Linked DNA regions of Homo sapiens: region 2 is linked to region 1. Evidence: read pairs that join two places in POLR2A ChIA-PET (ENCODE). Cell type or tissue: endothelial cell of umbilical vein. All regions are shown on one strand. Each heading gives the region's core, and the rest is flanking DNA. Links, peaks and the distances in the headings are about the cores only. Region 1 overlaps CCPG1 (cell cycle progression 1). Region 2 has its middle 11 kb from the start of RAB27A.

Evidence for each region. ChIA-PET counts read pairs that join two places held together with the same protein. Peaks named below come from ENCODE experiments on the same cell type or tissue, not always from the same donor. Only the 100,000 strongest peaks of a DNase experiment are listed, where the experiment ranks them.
Region 2: POLR2A ChIA-PET joins it to region 1 with 12 read pairs; 9 of 35 experiments call an interaction of 5 or more read pairs at or near these places.

The regions. Positions count from the first base shown.
Region 1 is chr15:55,359,271-55,361,770 of GRCh38, reverse strand. It overlaps CCPG1 (cell cycle progression 1), which reads left to right. Exons shown (of 9, transcript NM_001204450.2): 8 at 827-2,232. It overlaps DNAAF4-CCPG1 (DNAAF4-CCPG1 readthrough (NMD candidate)), which reads left to right. Exons shown (of 16, transcript NR_037923.1): 15 at 827-2,232. Among named protein-coding and RNA genes, the nearest start is that of MIR628, 13 kb to the left of the region's middle. In endothelial cell of umbilical vein, for the core only: no CTCF peak of the experiment used is centred there; a DNase peak (open chromatin) is centred at 1,320.
Region 2 is chr15:55,296,403-55,305,788 of GRCh38, reverse strand. It overlaps a transcript of RAB27A not described here. Among named protein-coding and RNA genes, the nearest start is that of RAB27A, 11 kb to the right of the region's middle. In endothelial cell of umbilical vein, for the core only: no CTCF peak of the experiment used is centred there; no DNase peak of the experiment used is centred there.

The DNA of each region.
Region 1 (2,500 bases), core at 1-2,500:
AATTTTTGAAGCCGTAAGTCAGCTCTCGATGTAATTTTACTTTTATTTTTTATTTGTTTTTTTTTTGAGACAGAGTCTCGCTCTGTCGCCAGGCTGGAGTGCAGTGGTGCGATCTCGGCTCACTGCAACATTCGCCTCCCGGGTTCAAGCGATTCCCCTGCCTCATCCTCCCAAGTAGCTGGGACTACAGGTGCATGCCACCATGCCCAGCTAATTTTTGTATTTTTAGTAGAGATGGGGTTTCACCACGTAGGCCAGGATGGTCTTGATCTCTTGATCTCGTGATCCACCCACCTCAGCCTCCCAAAGTGCTGGGATTACAGGCATGAGCCACCGCGCCCAGCTAATAATTTTACCTTTTATAAAAGGTAATCTCTTTTCCTGATTCAGAAAAGCCTTTAGTCCTGCAAGCTCTAGCTAACTTTCTGTCTTTTAAATTCTTCCAGCCAGGCGCGGTGGTTCATGCCTATAATGCCAGCACTTTGGGAGGCTGGAGAGTCGCTTGAACTCAAGAGGCAGAGGTTATAGTGAGCCGAGATTGCGCCACTGCACTCTAGTCTGGACGACAGAGTGAGACTCCATCTCAAAAAAAAAAAAATTCTTACACCATGCTGTAGTTCTCAATTTGATGTAGCTCTCTGCTCTGCGTTTTCTTGCATATGAACCTTGTATTTCCCAATGTTTATACTATTGAAAATACTACCCGGGGGGTTGTATCTGTAGAAGTAAAGACACAAAAGCTTATGGGGTATTATATCTTGAAGATTTAAATTCAGCTTTTAAAGCATTTGACATTTTATTTCTTCTCTTTCAAAAAAAAATGTAGTCATTGAAAGAAAATCTTGCAAGGTGTTGGACACTTACTGAAGCAGAGAAGATGTCCTTTGAAACTCAGAAAACGAACCTTGCTACAGAAAATCAGTATTTAAGAGTATCCTTGGAGAAGGAAGAAAAAGCCTTATCCTCATTACAGGAAGAGTTAAACAAACTAAGAGAACAGATTAGAATATTGGAAGATAAAGGGACAAGTACTGAATTAGTTAAAGAAAATCAGAAACTTAAGCAGCATTTGGAAGAGGAAAAGCAGAAAAAACACAGCTTTCTTAGTCAAAGGGAGACTCTGTTGACAGAAGCAAAGATGCTAAAGAGAGAACTGGAGAGAGAACGACTAGTAACTACGGCTTTAAGGGGGGAACTCCAGCAGTTAAGTGGTAGTCAGTTACATGGCAAGTCAGATTCTCCCAATGTATATACTGAAAAAAAGGAAATAGCAATCTTACGGGAAAGACTCACTGAGCTGGAACGGAAGCTAACCTTCGAACAGCAGCGTTCTGATTTGTGGGAAAGATTGTATGTTGAGGCAAAAGATCAAAATGGAAAACAAGGAACAGATGGAAAAAAGAAAGGGGGCAGAGGAAGCCACAGGGCTAAAAATAAGTCAAAGGAAACATTTTTGGGTTCAGTTAAGGAAACATTTGATGCCATGAAGAATTCTACCAAGGAGTTTGTAAGGCATCATAAAGAGAAAATTAAGCAGGCTAAAGAAGCTGTGAAGGAAAATCTGAAAAAATTCTCAGATTCAGTTAAATCCACTTTCAGACACTTTAAAGATACCACCAAGAATATCTTTGATGAAAAGGGTAATAAAAGATTTGGTGCTACAAAAGAAGCAGCTGAAAAACCAAGAACAGTTTTTAGTGACTATTTACATCCACAGTATAAGGCACCTACAGAAAACCATCATAATAGAGGCCCTACTATGCAAAATGATGGAAGGAAAGAAAAGCCAGTTCACTTTAAAGAATTCAGAAAAAATACAAATTCAAAGAAATGCAGTCCTGGGCATGATTGTAGAGAAAATTCTCATTCTTTCAGAAAGGCTTGTTCTGGTGTATTTGATTGTGCTCAACAAGAGTCCATGAGCCTTTTTAACACAGTGGTGAATCCTATAAGGATGGATGAATTTAGACAGATAATTCAAAGGTACATGTTAAAAGAACTGGATACTTTTTGTCACTGGAACGAACTTGATCAGTTCATCAATAAGTTTTTCCTAAACGGTGTCTTTATACATGATCAGAAGCTCTTCACTGACTTTGTTAATGATGTTAAAGATTATCTTAGAAACATGAAGGAATATGAAGTAGATAATGATGGAGTATTTGAGAAGTTGGATGAATATATATATAGACACTTCTTTGGTCACACTTTTTCCCCTCCATATGGACCCAGGTCGGTTTACATAAAACCGTGTCATTACAGTAGTTTGTAACATTTGTAGATTGGATAGCATTTTTATGATTTGATGAGTTTCTTGTAAGGTTACCGTTTCTAAGAGTTGTGCTTTATGGCCACTGAGAGAATTCAGAATAAATTGAAAGATGGAGTCTAAAAATTATTAGCTGTTACAAATGGAACATTTCATTATAACGTGATCACTTTGACTTGAGCAAATGGTTTAATTTTTATCTTAAAAATCAGTTAAGAATATATAAAATCC
Region 2 (9,386 bases), core at 3,259-5,758, 59 kb after region 1:
CCGAGCAAGATCAACTTAACTTCCTAGCAGCAGTAGTCCTTCAAAATCAAAGAGTTTTAGACTTGCTAACCACTGAAAGAGGGGGAATCTGTTTATTTTTAGGAGAAGAATGCTGTTATTATGTTAATCAATCTGGAATTGTCACCAAGAAAGTTAAATTCAAGATCAAATACAACGTAGAGCAGAGGAGCTTCAAAACACCGGACTTGGGGCCTCCTCAGCCAATGGATGCTCTGGATTCTCCCCTTCTTGGGACCTCTAGCAGCTATAATATTGTTACTCCTCTTTGGACCCTGTATCTTTAACCTCCTTGTTAAGTTTGTCTCTTCCAGAATCGAAGCTGTAAAGCTACAAATGGTTCTTCAAATGGAGCCCCAGATGCAGTCCATGACTAAGATCTACCGTGGACCCCTGGACCAGCCTGCTAGCCCATGCTCCAATGTTAATGACATCAAAGTCACCTCTCCCGAGGAAATCTCAACTGCACAGCCCCTACCATGCCCCAGTTCAGCAGGAAGCAGTTAGAATGGTTGTCGGCCAACCTCCCCAAAAGCACTTGGGTTTTCCTGTGGAGTAGGGACTGAGAGACAGGGCTAGCTGGATTTCCTAGGCTGACTAAGCATCCCTAAGCCTAGCTGGGAAGGTGACTGCATCCACCTTTAAGCATGGGGCTTGCAACTTAGCTCACACCTGACCAATCAGGTAGTAAAGAGATCTCACTAAAATGCTAATTAGGCAAAAACAGGAGGAAAAGAAATAGCCAATCATCTATCGCCTGAGAGCACAGTGGGAAGGACAATGATTGGGATATAAACTCAGGCATTCCAGCCAGCAACTGCTACCCTCTTTGGGTCCCCTCCCTTTGTATGGGAGCTCCGTTTTCACTCTATGAAATCTTGCAACTGCAAAAACAAAACCAAACAAAATACACACACACCATATATATATATATATATGTTCACACTAAAGCTGGTAAATGAATGTTCATCACATTATTCATAATAGCCAAAAAGTGGAAAAAACCCAAGTGTCCATTAACTGATGAATGGATAAATAAGTGGTATTTCCGTATAATGGAATATTATTCAGCCAAGAAGATAAATGAAGTATGTGCTATAACATGGAAAAAATTAGAATACATTACGAAATAAGCCATGCACAAGATGGCACCTATTGGTATGTTTTCATTTGTATGACATGTCTAGAACAGGTAAATGTCTAGAGACAGAAAGTAGATTAGTGGCTGACAGGGGTTGAATGAAGGGGGGATGGAGAATGATTACTAGTGGAGATGACTTTTTTTTTTCTTTTTTTTAAATTTATTTTTTTATTGATAATTCTTGGGTGTTTCTCACAGAGGGGGATTTGGCAGGGTCATGGGACAATAGTGGAGGGAAGGTCAGCAGATAAACAAGTGAACAAAGGTCTCTGGTTTTCCTAGGCAGAGGACCCTGCGGCCTTCCGCAGTGTTTGTGTCCCTGGGTACTTGAGATTAGGGAGTGGTGATGACTCTTAACGAGCATGCTGCCTTCAAGCATCTGTTTAACAAAGCACATCTTGCACCGCCCTTAATCCATTTAACCCTGAGTGGACACAGCACATGTTTCAGAGAGCACAGGGTTGGGGGTAAGGTCACAGATCAACAGGATCCCAAGGCAGAGGAACCTTTCTTAGTGCAGAACAAAATGAAAAGTCTCCCATGTCTACCTCTTTCTACACAGACACGGCAACCATCCGATTTCTCAATCTCTTCCCCACCTTTCCCGCCTTTCTATTCCACAAAGCCGCCATTGTCATCCTGGCCTGTTCTCAATGAGCTGTTGGGCACACCTCCCAGACAGGGTGGTGGCCGGGCAGAGGGGCTCCTCACTTCCCAGTAGGGGCGGCCGGGCAGAGGCGCCCCTCACCTCCCGGACGGGCCGGCTGGCTGGGCAGGGGGGCTGACCCCCCCCACCTCCCTCCCGGACGGGGCGGCTGGCCGGGCGGGGGGCTGACCCCCCCACCTCCCTCCCGGACGGGGCGGCTGGCCGGGCAGAGGGGCTCCTCACTTCCCAGTAGGGGTGGCCGGGCAGAGGTGCCCCTCACCTCCCGGACGGGGCGGCTGGCCGGGCAGGGGGGCTGACCCCCCCCACCTCCCTCCCGGACGGGGCGGCTGGCCGGGCGGGGGGCCGACCCCCTCACCTCCCTCCCGGACGGGGCGGCTGGCCGGGCGGGGGGCCGACCCCCCCACCTCCCTCCCGGACGGGGCGGCTGGCCGGGCAGAGGGGCTCCTCACTTCCCAGTAGGGGCGGCCGGGCAGAGGCGCCCCTCACCTCCCAGACGGGGCGGCTGGCCGGGCGGAGGGCTGACACCCCAACTCCCTCCCGGACGGGGCGGCTGGCCGGGCAGAGGGGCTCCTCACTTCCCAGTAGGGGCGGCCGGGCAGAGGCGCCCCTCACCTCCCAGACGGGGCGGCTGGCCGGGCGGAGGGCTGACCCCCCCACCTCCCTCCCGGACGGGGCGGCTGGCCAGGCGGGGGGCTGACCCCCCCACCTCCCTCCCGGACAGGGCGGCTGGCCGGGCTGAGGGGCTCCTCACTTCCCAGTAGGGGCGGCCGGGCAGAGGCGCCCCTCACCTCCCGGACGGGGCGGCTGGCCGGGCGGGGGGCTGACCCCCCCACCTCCCTCCCGGACGGCACGGCTGGCCAGGCGGGGGGCTGACCCCCCCACCTCCCTCCCGGATGGCGCGGCTGGCCGGGCGGGGGGGCTGATCCCCCACCTCCCTCCCGGATGGGGCGGCTGGCCGGGCGGGGGGTTGACCCCCCCCCACCTCCCTCTTGGACGGGGTGGCTGCCGGGCGGAGATGCTCCTCACTTCCCAGATGGGGTGGCTGCCGGGCGGAGAGGCTCCTCACTTCTCAGACGGGGCAGCTGCCGGACGGAGGGGCTCCTCACTTCTCAGACGGGGTGGTTGCCAGGCAGAGGGTCTCCTCACTTCTCAGACGGGGCGGCCGGGCAGAGATGCTCCTCACCTCCCAGACGGGGTCTCGGCCGGGCAGAGGTGCTCCTCACATCCCAGATGGGGCGGCGGGGCAGAGGCGCTCCCCACATCTCAGACGATGGGCGGCCGGGCAGAGACGCTCCTCACTTCCTAGATGTGATGGCGGCTGGGAAGAGGCGCTCCTCACTTCCTAGATGGGATGGTGGCCGGGCGGAGACGCTCCTCACTTTCCAGACTGGGCAGCCAGGCAGAGGGGCTCCTCGCATCCCAGACGATGGGCGGCCAGGCAGAGACGCTCCTCACTTCCCAGACGGGGTGGCGGCCGGGCAGAGGCTGCCATCTCGGCACTTTGGGAGGCCAAGGCAGGCGGCTGGGAGGTGTAGGTTGTAGTGAGCCGAGATCATGCCACTGCACTCCAGCCTGGGCACCATTGAGCACTGAGTGAACGAGACTCCGTCTGCAATCCCGGCACCTCGGGAGGCCGAGGTTGGCGGGATCACTCGCGGTTAGGGGCTGGAGACCGGCCCGGCCAACACAGCGAAACCCCGTCTCCACCAAAACCAGTCAGGCGTGGCGGCGGGTGTTGTTGTTGTTTTTGAGATGAGGTCTCACTCTGACTTTTTTTTTTTTTTTTGAGACAGAGTCTCCCTCTGTCACCCAGGCTGGAGTGCAGTGGTGTGATCTTGACTCACTGCAACCTTTGCCTCCCGGGTTCAAGCGATTCTCCTGCCTTAGCCTCCCGAATAGGTGGGATCACAGGCACAAACTACCATGGTCGGCTAATTGTTCTATTTTTGGTAGAGACAGGTTCACCATATTGGCCAGGCCACTGCCCCCGGCCGTGGGGATTATTTTTAGGGTGATGAACTGGGCATGGTGGCTCATGTCTATAATCCCAATGCTTTGGGAGGCAGAGGTGGGTGGATCACATGAGGTCAGGAGTTCAAGACCAGCCTGGCCAACACGGTGAAACCCTATCTCTACTGAAAATACAAAAATTAGCAAGGTATGGTGGCACACGCCTGTAGTCCCAGCTACTCAGGACGTTGAGGGAGGAGAATTGCTTGAACCCAGGGGGCTGGAGGATGCAGTGAGCCAAGATCATGCCACTGCACTCCAGCCTGGGAAACAGTGAGACTCCGCCTCAAAAAAAAAAAAAAAAAAAGATTTTTAGGGTGATGAAAATGTTCTGGAAGTAGATAGTGGTGATCAATGTATAACTTTGTGAATATATTAAAAACCACCAAATCATACACTTTTAAAGGGTGAACTTTATTGTGTGTGAATTATATCTCAAAGCTGTCATAAAGACACTGCATGCAAACCACTGAATTGTACACTTTTAAGGGGTGAACTTTATTGTGTGTGAGTTATATCTCAAAGCTGTCATTAAAATATGATACTGCATCCAAACTAGCAGCTGCAGTTAAGGCAGACCAGTGTTTTTTTGCTCTTGTGGTAGTCTATAATCCATCTATTTTTTAAATTGTCATTTTAAATGACATTTTAATGGCCAATATGTTGAACCTGTCTCTACCAAAAATAGAAAAATTAGCCGAGCGTGGTAGTTTGTGCCTGTGATCCCAGCTATTTGGGAGGCTAAGGCAGGAGAATCGCTTGAGCCCAGGAGAAAAAAGTCCTGCAAAGTGGGTCCTGTTAGATTAGTTTGGTCCAAAGCTGCATTCATCCTTTAACCTCCATGAACTCCCACTCTTAACTGAAAGGTCACGGTGGCATTTTCTAGTCTGCTTGTACCAGTGTCAACTTAGGGCCTGTATCCAGTGGCCATCAAAGTCTGAGTATTTTTCTTTCCCCAGTGCACATCTGCCTGGTTAATGGCTTTGGGTCTCTTGAGAAAAAGAGCAAGAGAATGGTTATTGCATATTTTTGTGGCATTGAAGAGTCCTTCCCCAGGGGTGGATACAGCTATTTAAATCACTGGGCTCTAAGTCTATGAAGTCTGTGAAATGACTTAGATCAGTAAACTTGTGAGGGACCATGATTTCCATTGTAGAGACTGACATCAGCCTTCTATCCACTAGTTCTTGATTTCCTACCATCCTGCCCTCGCCCCCTGCCTTTATGAAAACTATATGTAAGTCAAGAAACACCCTCCCCATTTTTTTTTTTGGAGACAGAGTTTCGCTCTTGTTGCCCAGACTGGGGTGCAATGGCACACTCTCGGCTTACTGCAACCTCCACCTCCCGGGTTCAAGCGATTCTCTTGCCTCAGCCTCCTGAGTAGCTGGGATTACAGGCAGGTACCACTATGCCTGGCTAATTTTGTATTTTTAGTAGAGACGGGGTTTCTCCATGTTGGTCAGGCTGGTCTCAAACTCCCGACCTCAGGTGATCTGCCCACCTCAGCCTCCCAAAGTGCTGAAATTACAGGTGTGAGCCATGAAGCCTGGCCAAGAAACACCCCTTTTGTCTTTCCTTTCAGAATACCGTATCTGTTTGCCATCACCACAGATCTCTCTGGGTCAAGACACCCTGGTTGCACTCCCGACTTGCTTCCCATGACAGTCTATGTATACTTATATATACACACACGCAAGCATATTATAATTTTCATGAATCTTTTGAGAGTAAGTCATACGCAGGTTGCCCTTTTGTTCCTGAGTATTTCATTCCTAAATACAAAGATACTTTCTTTCATAATCACAATATAATGATCAAGAAATTAGGATTGGCCAGGCGCGGTGGCTCATGCCTGTAATCCCAGCACTTTGGGAGGCCGAGGCGGGCGGATTACGGGGTCAGGAGCTCGAGACCATCCTGGCTAACGTGGTAAAACCCCGTCTCTACTAGAAATACAAAAAATTAGCCGGGTGTGGTGGCGGGCGCCTGTAGTCCCAGCTGCTTGGGAGGCTGAAGCAGAAGAATGGCATGAACCCAGGAGGCGGAGCTTGCAGTGAGCTGAGATCGCGCCATTGCACTCCAGCCTGGGTGACAGAGTGAGACTCCATCTCAAAAAAAAAAAAGAAAAAAAAAGAAATTAGGATTGCTATAACATTATTATCTAATTTCATGTATCATCCAAATTCTCCCAAGTCCCATTAATGTCCTTTAGAATAAGATAAACTTGTTTTTTTCTGGTCCCAGAACTAATCCAGAATCATATTTGAATTTAGTTGTCATGTCTCTTGTTTCCTTTATTCTGGAGCCAGTTTCTCAGTCACTGCCTTTCACAACTGACTTTTTTTTTTTTTTTTTTTGAGACAGATTCTCACTGTGTCACCTAGGCTGGAGTGCAGTGGTGTGATCTTGGCTCACTGCAACTCAGCCTCCTGGGTTGGAGCAATTCTCCTGCCTCAGCCTTCCGAGTAGCTGGGATTACAGGTGTGAGCCACAATGCCCGGCTAATTTTTGTATTTTTAGTAGAGACGGGGTTTTGCCATGTTGGCCAGGCTGGTGTTGAACTCCTGACCTCAGGTGATTCACCCACCTTGGCCTCCCAGAGTGCTGGGATTACAGGCATGAGGCACCGTGGCCGGCCCTGTTGCGGGAAGTCAGGGGCCCCAAATGGAGGGACCGGCTGAAGCCATGGCAGAAGAACGTGGATTGTGAAGATTTTATGGACATTTATTAGTTCCCCAAATTAATACTTTTATAATTTCTTGTGCCTGTCTTTACTGCAATCTCTAAACATAAATTGTGACAATTTCATGGACACTTATCACTTCCCCAATCAATACCGTTGTGATTTTCTATGCCTGTCTTTACTTTAATCTCTTAATCCTGTCAGCTGAGGAGGATGTATGTCACCTCAGGACCCTGTAATAATTGCATTAACTGCACAAATTATACAGCATGTGTGTTTGAACAATATGAAATCTGGGCACCTTGAAAAAAGAACAGGATAACAGCAATTGTTCAGGGATTAAGAGAGATAACCTTAAACTCTGACTGCTGGTGAGCCAGGCAGAACAGAGCCATATTTCTCTTCTTTCAAAAGCAAATGGGAGAAATATTGCTGAATTCTTTTTCTCAGCAAGGAACATCCCTGGGAAAGAGAATACGCACCTGGGGGTATAGGTCTATAGACGGCCCCCCTGGGTGTGCCCATCTTTTATGGCCTGTAGACTGTAGGGGTGAAATAGACCCCAGTCTCCCATAGCGCTCCCAGGCTTATTAGGAAGAAGAAACTCCCGCCTAATAATTTTGGTCAGACTGGTTGCTCTCAAAACCCTGTCTCCTGATAAGATGTTATCAGTGACACTGGTGCCTGAAACTTCATTAGCAAATTTAATTTCACCCCAGTCCTGTGGTCCTGTGATCTCGCCCTGCCTCCACTTGCCTTGTGATATTCTATTACTTTGTGAAGTACTTGATGTCTGTGACCCACACCTATTCACACACTCCCTCCCCTTTTGAAAATCCCTAATAAAAACTTGGTGGTTTTTGCAGCTCGTGGGGCATCACGGAACCTACCGACATGTGATGTCTCCCCCGGTCGCCCAGCTTTAAAATTTCTCTCTTTTGTACTCTGTCCCTTTATTTCTCAAGCTGGCCGATGCTTAGGGAAAGTAGAAAAGAACCTATGTGACTATCGGGGCAGGTTCCCCAATACGGCCCACAACTGACTTTTTTTTTTTTTTTTTTTGAGACGGAGTCTTGCTCTGTCATCCAGGCTGGAGTGCAGTGGTGCAATCTTGGCTGACAGCAAGCTCTGCCTCCCGGGTTCACACCATTCTCCTGCCTCAGCCTCTCAAGTAGCTGTGACTACAGTTGCCTGCCACCATGCCCAGCTAATTTTTTGTATTTTTTTTAGTAGAGACGGGGTTTCACTGTGTTAGCCAGGACGGTCTCGATCTCCTGACCTCATGATATGCCCACCTCGGCCTCCCAAAGTGCTGGGATTACAGGCATGAGCCACTGTGCCTGGCCACAACTGGGATTTTTTAAGAATGCTGGCCTGCTGTGTTGTAGAATGTCTATTAAATTGGGTTTGTTGATGGTTTTTTATTATTTCATAGATTCAATTTGGTAGAAATATACAGAAATGATGTACTAGCATGATTCATGGATTCCTATTTTGTGGGTTACAATCCATTACTACTATCAGGGCTGGCTGCGTAATTTGTGGGGCCCAGCACAAATGAAAATGCAGGGCCCTGGGTGGGGACAAGGAAGCCAATTTCCTCTTCTCATAAACTGGCTGTTCCAGTCAATGCAAATGGACAATGCCCAGGGAACTGTACCTTCCATGCTGGTTTGTTCTCAGTTGTTGGATGGCACTGGTAAGAGGCCCCAGCTGAATGGCCTGCAGAATGTGCTGTGCTACTGTCAGATTAGGGAGGGGACAGCTGCCTTCTTGATCACCCCATGGTGCTATGAAAGTTGCAGTTACAGGATAAAGTCCACTTTACTCAGACCCAGACAAATTGGAGCTAGGAGAGCACAAAGGAGAGGAGCTCATGCTTGCATGTCTACAGCTAAAAGCTGTTTCCAGGCAATAACCCACAAGAAATTCTCTCATGTCCTTCATGCATCTTATGCTTTGCACGGCTTGCATGTTTCACACACATGCACGTATTTCTTTGACACAATTTCTTACTAGACATTTTTTAGGACTGCAGCAATTCAGATAAGATGATCTCAAAAGAAGGCTTGCCTGATAATGGCTTCTCTACCAGTGATCTACTAGTAACTCTGGCTTTGAGCCTCTGGTACCAATAAACTGTTTCTAAGTAGCTTACATGAACTTCTCTGTTGTACCGATAAAGGCTTCCCTTTACCCTCCCCTCTCTGGATGCATTTGTGGCTTGCTATAACTGTGCATCCCAGGTTATAATCCTTTTTGCTTACTCCCAGATAAAATAATTATATTATGAAATATTTTTTTCTGATGTCTTTTTTTTAGGTTGACAGTGCCCTGGGATATGGGCCCAACCCTGAACCCTCCTGCACCTATCCATACCTAGGTTTCTGCCAGGGTGGAAGGTGATGACAAAACGTGGGCCTCCCCTAGCCAAGGTGACCCAGTCACTGCTCTGAAGCAAGGCAGGGAATGCAAAGCTGGGCAGGGACCATGGGACCGGCGGTAGGGAATAGGCAGCAGCAGGCCTCAGACCCACATGTCATCAGAGGCTCCAGGCTCTCAGCATGCTCCATTGTGCCAAAAAAAAAGCAAAATTATAGTCTAATTAAAAATAAATAAGTCTTTAACTGAGGAATAGTCCTCCCTCAGGATGGATCCTGTGTCCTTTGCATGTCACTGTCATTTTCTGAGCACTCTTTTACTTTCTGGCTCATCTTTTTCCTTCCCAGACCAAGTTTTGTTTTTCTTTGTTTTTTTGTTTTTGAGATGGAGTCTTGCTCTATTGCCCAAGCTGGAGTGCAGTGGCACGATCTAGGCATCTAGGCTCACTGGAACCTCTGCCTCCCGGGTTCAAGTGATTCTCA